3 separate regions of the Homo sapiens genome follow, and all the other regions are linked to region 2. Evidence: chromatin loops called from intact Hi-C (ENCODE). Cell type or tissue: heart left ventricle. All regions are shown on one strand.

Evidence for each region. A loop is a pair of places that touch in the nucleus more often than their neighbours do. Peaks named below come from ENCODE experiments on the same cell type or tissue, not always from the same donor. Only the 100,000 strongest peaks of a DNase experiment are listed, where the experiment ranks them.
Region 1: a loop joins it to region 2, with 4 times the contacts of the local background. A loop is called at or near these places in 43 of 110 quality-filtered maps.
Region 3: a loop joins it to region 2, with 5 times the contacts of the local background. A loop is called at or near these places in 43 of 110 quality-filtered maps.

Annotation. Positions count from the first base shown.
Region 1 is chr15:89,563,598-89,566,097 of GRCh38, forward strand. No RefSeq gene overlaps it. Among named protein-coding and RNA genes, the nearest start is that of TICRR, 11 kb to the right of the region's middle. In heart left ventricle, no CTCF peak of the experiment used is centred here; no DNase peak of the experiment used is centred here.
Region 2 is chr15:89,357,239-89,359,738 of GRCh38, forward strand. LOC124903549 (a long non-coding RNA gene) reads right to left here and starts at 1,428. Exons shown (of 2, transcript XR_007064750.1): 1 at 1,345-1,428. RefSeq lists silencers at 1,520-1,814, 1,872-1,931, 1,992-2,041 and an enhancer at 1,532-1,811. In heart left ventricle, CTCF peaks have their summits at 1,561 (motif pointing right) and 1,764; DNase peaks (open chromatin) are centred at 1,543 and 1,783; H3K4me3 peaks cover 755 bases; H3K27me3 peaks cover 2,300 bases.
Region 3 is chr15:89,551,310-89,553,809 of GRCh38, forward strand. No RefSeq gene overlaps it. Among named protein-coding and RNA genes, the nearest start is that of TICRR, 23 kb to the right of the region's middle. In heart left ventricle, no CTCF peak of the experiment used is centred here; no DNase peak of the experiment used is centred here.

The sequences.
Region 1 (2,500 bases), 210 kb after region 2:
AAAAAAAAAAAAAGTATTTTAGATATAAATCTAGCAAAACATGTACGTAACTTGTATGTTGAAAACTACAAAACACTGAAAAAATATCCAAGAAGACCTAACTAAGTGAAGAGATACACATGTTCTCATACTGGGAGGATCATAGCAAAGATGTGAATTCTCCCCAGATTGATTTGTAAGTTTCAAGCACTTCCAGCAAGATTCTTTCTAGATATAGATAAGCTTATTCTAAAATTTATATAGAAAGACAAAGGAACTAGGATAGCTAAAACAATTTTGAACAACAACAAAGTAATAAAGTGCTAGGAATCATACTACCTGCTTTTAAGATTTATTATGCAGCTACAGTAATCAAGACTGTGTGGTACTAACAGAGAAACAGACACATAGGTTAGTGAACTAACATTAAAAACCTAGAAATAGACCATACAAATATGCTCAATTGATTTTTTTCTAGCTTGAAGATTTTTTATTATAATAAATACAGATAATATAAAGCTGACCATTTTAGCCATTGTATTTCTTTTTATTTTATTATATATACATATTTTTTCCTTTTTTTACACATAGGAATATTTTAACCATTTTACTTATTTTTATTTTTATTATTATTATTATTTTTCGAGACAGAGTCTCACTCTTGTTGCCCAGGCTAGAGTGCAGTGGCGCGATGTTGGCTCACTGCAACCTCCACCTCCCGGGTTCAAGCAATTCGCCTGCCTCAGCCTCCTGAGTAGCTGGGATTACAGGCGCCCAACACCATGCCTGGCTAATTTTTGTAGTTTTAGTAGAGACGGGGTTTCTCCATGTTGGCTAGGCTGGTCTCAACCTCCTGACCTCAGGTAATCCGCCCGCCTTTGCCTCCCAAAGTGCTGGGATTATAGGCATGAGCCACTGTGCCTGGTCTATCTTTTATTTTTATTTTTTTTGAGATGGAGTCTTGCTCTGTTGCCCAGGCTGAAGTGCAGCGGCATGATCTCGGCTCACTGCAACCTCCGCCTCCCGGGTTCAAGCAATTCTCCTGCCTCAGCCTTCTGAGTAGCTGGGACTGCAGGTGTGTGCCACCATATCCGGCTAATTTTTGTATTTTTAGTAGAAATGGGGTTACACCATGTTGTCCAGGCGGGTCTCAAACTCCTGACCTCAGGTGATCTGCCCACCTCAGCCTCCCAAAGTGCTGGGATTACAGGCATCAGCCACCACGCCTGGTCTGATTTTTTTTTTTTTTTTTTGAGATGGAGTTTTGCTCTTGTTGCCCAGGTTGGAGTGCAATGGCACGATCTCGGGTAACTACAACCTCCACCTCCTGGGTTCAAGTGATTCTCGTGCCTCAGCCTCCCTAGTAGCTGGGATTACAAGCATGAGCCACCATGCCCAGCTAATTATGTATTTTTAGTAGAGACAGGGTTTCTCCATGTTGGTCAGGCTGGTCTTGAACTCCCTACCTCAGGTGATCCGCCCACCTCAGCCTCCCAAAGTGCTGGGATTACAGGTGTGAGCCACCGGGTATCCATAACAAAAAGAGAGAGAGAGAGAGAGAAACTTGATCTATAATTAAAATTCAAAAGTTAAAAAGAAAAACAACGAACTCATGTTGTCAGCCAGCCCATATCTATCTCACATAGTTGGAACAAGGACTGGACATGTGCAATAAACACTATCATTTATAGGGTGGAAGAAGAGGAAGAACACTACACTCACTGGGCCACAGCATACCAAGATCCTGGCAGGGAGATATTTTGAGCTCCCTTGATCTAAGGGTAGTTTTTACCCCTGAAGAGGCCGGTTTCTGCTCTCTGACCATAGCTATCCATGCCAGATCCTCAGTTTTTCCTTATCTTGTCTGACTTCATTTGTAGGGCCATTAGGGGTTATGGCTTTCTGGGGGTCTTACCATCTATTACACCCTACGTGGGATTCTGGTGGTCCAAGTTCATTATTTTTATGCAAACAAAGACTCTTTTCCTCAGTTCAAGCTTTTATAGTTCTTTTTTTGTGTGTGAGTTTTCTAGTGTACACACACACTCACACACAGACCATTTAAAAATCTATTTGATTGCATTTAGCTCCAAGCGTAATTAAACCTCTCCTCAACTCATTCTGGCTATTCTTTCTTTTTTTTTTTTTTTTTTTTTTTTTTTTTTTTGAAAAGGGGTCTTGCTCTGTTGCCCAGGCTGGAATGCAGTGGCGCTATCTCGGCTCACTGCAAGCTCCGCCTCCTGGGTTCATGCCATTCTCCTGCCTCAGCCTCCCAATGGGACTACAGGCGCCCGCCACCACGCCCGGCTAATTTTTTGTATTTTTAGTAGAGACGGGGTTTCACCGTGTTAGCCAGGATAGTCTCAATCTCCTGACCTCGTGATCCGCCCGCCTCGGCCTCCCAAAGTGCTGGGATTACAGGCATGAGCCACCGTGCCCGGCCCATTCTCGCTATTCTTTCTTTTTCTCATCTTAATTAAAATATCTTGAGTTTACTAGTTGGCTGGGACACAACACTCGC
Region 2 (2,500 bases):
CCCAGTTTCTTTGTCCCCTTATCACCTGACCACAGCACTGACTCCAGAGGCTGTTGAGCTCCCCCTGCTCACTGCACACCTTCCCAGTCCAGGTCTCACTTCAGTGCTCAGGAGAGACCCTGGTACATTCAGGCCAGACCAGGGATTAGCCCTCGGGGGTCAGTGGCCATGCCAGCTTCAATTAATTAGTTGTCAGCGGGGAAGGGAGGATGAAGGACATAGAAGTATGGCCAGTTAGGCCCATCCAGTCTTTAGGTGAAGGAAGAGGCCACGATGGATATGTTCAGGTCAGAAAGTTTCATGGAGGAGTGACATTCACCGAGAATCTGAAAGACACCCCAGAGGGAGGAGTATTCCAGGCAGAGACACTGTAGGGTCACACAAAGGCAGGGAGGGGTGCAAGAGCTTGGGCCTTAAGGAAATGAGAGATGCCTGGGATGGTTGGAGTGTCGGGTTCCTGAAAATGGGAACAAGGCTCTCAGGGGGACAAGTCTCAGGGGGAGCTTGTATGCCTGTGAGGGACTCGAGGCTTTCTCTTGGAGCCAGAAGACCCTTGTCAAGCAAGGAAGAGACATGATCAGATTGGCCTTTTACAAAGCTCTCTCCCCAGCAGTGTGGATGCCATATTGGAGGGGGCTGAGTTCTGAGGTGGAGCCCCAATTAGGAGACTTCTGAAGTCATCCAGGTGAGAGGGGAGAGGTAGGGCTGGAGTGGCTGGGGCTGCATTGTGGCTCCGGCAGATTCCAGCTGTGTGACCTTGAGCACATTACTTACCCTTTCTGAGCTTTATCCCTAGCGGTGCCTGGCATATAGCAGGAGCTCAGCACATATATGTTGAATGAATAAGTGAATGAATGTCAAAAAGCCATCGAAATGCGTGGCCAGACTGAAGACAGAACACCATGCTGAGCCTGAAAGGACACTCATGTCACGGGGCTGGGAGCCTGGGGAAACATCTCCAGACCTTCCAAATCCCGGGCCTTGCTCGCTCATCTCATCGTTACCTCTTGCCCATCTCCCACCTTGCCCTTGGAATAAGGGATCTCCGGATCTGATGAGAAAGGGCTTTTATTTCTTAATTTTCTGAGGCCCTGCAGATATGAGAGGGACCCTGGCGGAAAAGAAAGCCACTGAGATGGGGAGGGCAAAGCTGCAAATGGACTGGACCTGCCATGAAGGCAGGGTTCTTGCCAGGCTGCAAGAATCGAGGGTAAGGTCCCAAACCTGCCCCGTCCGCTTCAGTCTCCAGAAAGCCTTCCTGAAGGAGGCCAAGATAGCAGAGGTGCCAGTCTTAGGTGGAAGAGGAGGTGAGATTTCACCCTGTCCCTCATTCTGTTTCCTGACCTGTAGTGGTTGAGAGGCAAAGAGGTGCCCAGCTCTCCTTAGATTACTGCATCTTCGTCCCCTACACTTAGCCACAAACCGCCAGGCAGGTGCCCAAGCACCGCCCGCGCTGCGCGGGTCCCGAGCCGTTCTCGACATCGGTGGCAGCCTCAGCCGCGCTCACCTGCATCTCCCCGGAACGCCCACCAGAGGGCGCTGTTGGACAGCGCGCAGAGCCAAGCTTATGGGGCGGAAGAGCTGCGAGGTCAGCACCGCCGACTGGAGCACTCGGGGCGGGTGGGCAGGACGAGCGGAGGCCGTGGGTTGGAGCGTGGGAGACCTTCAGGAGCTCCTACGTCCTCTAAGAGGCTTGGCGTAGTCCGGCGAGGTCTCGGGGGTGCGCGGACACCAGCCTCCTCAGCCTCAGGTCTGGAATCCGGCGGGATGGGGGACTGGGCGACGGCATTGTGAGGGCTCGGCGGAGGCGCCAGGGGGCGCTAGCTGGCTCCTCGCAGCCGATCCAGGCCGCGGCGGTTCCACGAGGTCCGGCGCCCCGCGCCCCGCGACCCGCGGTCCTGGCCAAGCTGTCAGGGAAGGTGCGGCGGAGACCACCCGTTCCTCTTCTCCCTCCCTCCCTCCCTCTTCGGCCGGCGGGGAGTGGCGCCCACCATCCAGCCTGCGCCTCTGCGCCCTGCACCCCCATCCGCACCCTTTCTCCGGCCAAGTTTCCCTGCGCCCCCGTTCCTGGTACCCGCGCCGGCCTCCGTGGCTCCTCCACGGCTCTCTCCTGGAATTAAGCTTCCGGGAAGGGTTTGGCCGATTCTCAGACTGGAGAAGGCGGGCCCCAGCAGAGGCCCGAGTGATTTCGAGAAGCCCCGTGGCTGGGCGTCGATGTTCGCCCTGGACTCAGTGACCCAGTAACCCCACAGCAGGAGGAACAGGCTCGCTACGGGGTTAGGGAACCTTCAGGCGCCGAGAAAAAGATACGCAACGGCAAGCCATACTTTTCTGGACACTGGCTCTGGGGGCGCTGCTCCTCTGAACCTCGACTTTCCCCAGGCACGCACCTCAGAGCTGAGCCCCCTGGGGACTCCCAAGCTCTGCGTCTCCCTGAGTCCTGAGGCAGGAGAGGAGGAGGCTTCAGGGGCGGATGAGCCTCCTCCCCCTAGCCGTACCC
Region 3 (2,500 bases), 190 kb after region 2:
AGGGAAGAGGATGTGAAGACACACAGGGAGAAGCTGGCCATGGGGCTGAAGCAATGCATCTACAGGCCAAGAAACACTAGGAGGGCCAGCAACAGAATCTAGAAAAGGCAGGGAGAGAGTCTCTCCTGTACCATTGGGTGAGCATGGCCCTGCCAACACTGATTTCATGTCTAGCCTCTAGACTTGTGAGAGGATAAATTGCTGCTGTTTTAGGCCACTTAGTCTTGGGGACTTTGTTAAGGCAGTTCAGGGAAACTAATACAGTGGCCCTAGGAACAAGAGAGAGTGAGGATAACTCTCAGGGGTCGAAGGGCATGCCCCAAGCAGTCCACAAGGAACACAGTGTTTCTTTGAAGTTCATTGTCTGAAACCCTTGTTGCATTCAATTCAGGAAGGCAGTAGTTCCACTTTTTATGGTATGAAACGATGAGTCAGAAGAGTTAGTCCACCAAGGGGCAGACTCCAGTCACAGGGGTTTTCTTTTCTTCTCTTTATCCTCTGCCTAAGACAATACTCAAGATATTCACATAATAACCACTCTGGTTTTTCAGCTTCTACGGATACAATAGTGTCTTTCAAATGTCTGAATAGTCCAGCGGGTGTGGTGGTGTGCACTTATAGTCCCATCTACTTCAGAGACTGAGGCAGGATGATTGCTTGAGCCCAGGAGTTTGAGACTAGCCTGGGCGATATAGCAATACCCTGTTTCTAAAAACCAAAACCAAAACAAAACAAAAAACAACAACAAGAAAAACTCTGAAGAGTCTAGATCTCTACTTATTTCATCTCAATCTTAGGATGTGGACACAGAATTTTGCGTGCCAACCTTCAGCCATGTTGCTCACATTAACGCAGCTGCTTTAAAGGGGAGAGGTGATCTGACCTATTTTATTACTTTTCCTTAGGCAGAAACTATGGGCCTTAGTGACATACAAATAACCAACCATAACTTGGTTACAGCTTTCAGACAAGTACAGTGGGCAGCCCTCTTGAGTCTGTTAAAACAGCAAACAGGTAGAATTTCTGGCCACAGAGAGAGAGAGACAGACCACATATCAGGCACAGTTTGCTAGCTCATTTGTTTCCCAAGAGAAAGAAAGGAAAAAAAATCAGTAATGGTACGTAACTGTGGGGAACAGCAGGTGCTTTAGGCCAAACTTATTGAAGGGTCTGCTGAAACACTCTTGTTCTAGCACGGAAGTCACATAAATTTTACGTGCTACTCCATGATATAGCAATGTATCTTTTCTCAGCATTTTTAAATAGAAAATTTTAAACATAATGATTTTACAGTCAAAATTCCTACACCCATCACCCAGATTGTACTATTAATTTTTACTACATTTGCTACGTCTCATCTCTATCCATCCATCAATCCACTTTATTTTTTATGGATCCAAAAATCTATTGCAGACATCGACACCCTTTCCCCTAATTACTTCAGCATGCCTTTCATTAACTAGGGTTCAGTATTGTTTAATTTATTATTATTATTTTTTTTTGATACGGAGTCTTGCTCTGTTGCCCAGGCTACAGTGCAATGGCATGATTTCAGCTGACTGTAACCTCTGCCTCTCGGGTTCAAGCAGTTATCCTGCCTCAGCCTCTTGAGCAGCTGGGATTACAGGTGCACGCCACCACACCTGGCTAATTTTTGTATTTTCAGTAGAGACGGGGTTTCACCGTTGGCCAGGCTGGTCTCGAACTCCTGACCTCATGATCCGCCCACCTCGGCCTCCCAAAGTGCTGGGATTATAGGTGTGAGCCACCTCGGCCAGCCTTGTTTAATTTTTTGAGGTGAAATTCATAAGCAAAAAAATGCAGCATCTTAAGTGAAACTTTTCCAAATTTTGACAAATGAATAAACCGGTGCAACCCAATCCCTACCAAGATATAGAGCAGTACCTAACCCCATTACCATTCCCTCCTGCCTCTTCCTAGTCAATCCCTGCCCCACCTACCAGACAAAGCCACTCTTGTAATTCTTTTCCTCCATAGGTTAGATTTGTCTGTTCTGGAACTTTATATAAATTGAATTATATCGAACATTTTCTTTTGTGTAAGGCTTCCTTCACTAAACGTAATGATTTTGAGAGTCACCTATGTTACCACATGTATCTGTAGTTTGATCTTTTTTATTCTGAGTAGTATTTCATTGTGTGACTCTAGCACTGTTACCCATTTTCCTATTATTGATGCACATCTAGGCTGTTTCCAGTTTGGGGCTATTATGAATAAGGTTGCTATAAACATTCTTGTACACGAAATATACTCCCAATGTTGTGCGATCATCACCACCGTCCAACCCATATCATAGTTTCATCTCAGGAAACACTTTTCATTTGACCCTACACTTTTGAAGAATGAATTCAAAATGGATCCTCCAGCCCTTTACTCCTAAACCACTTGGCAGCCCTAGAATTCACAGTGTGATAGAAATCTTTGCTCATGCTCCCATTAGCTGGTCCAGGTCTCACTGGTTTAGCCCAGCTCAGGGTTG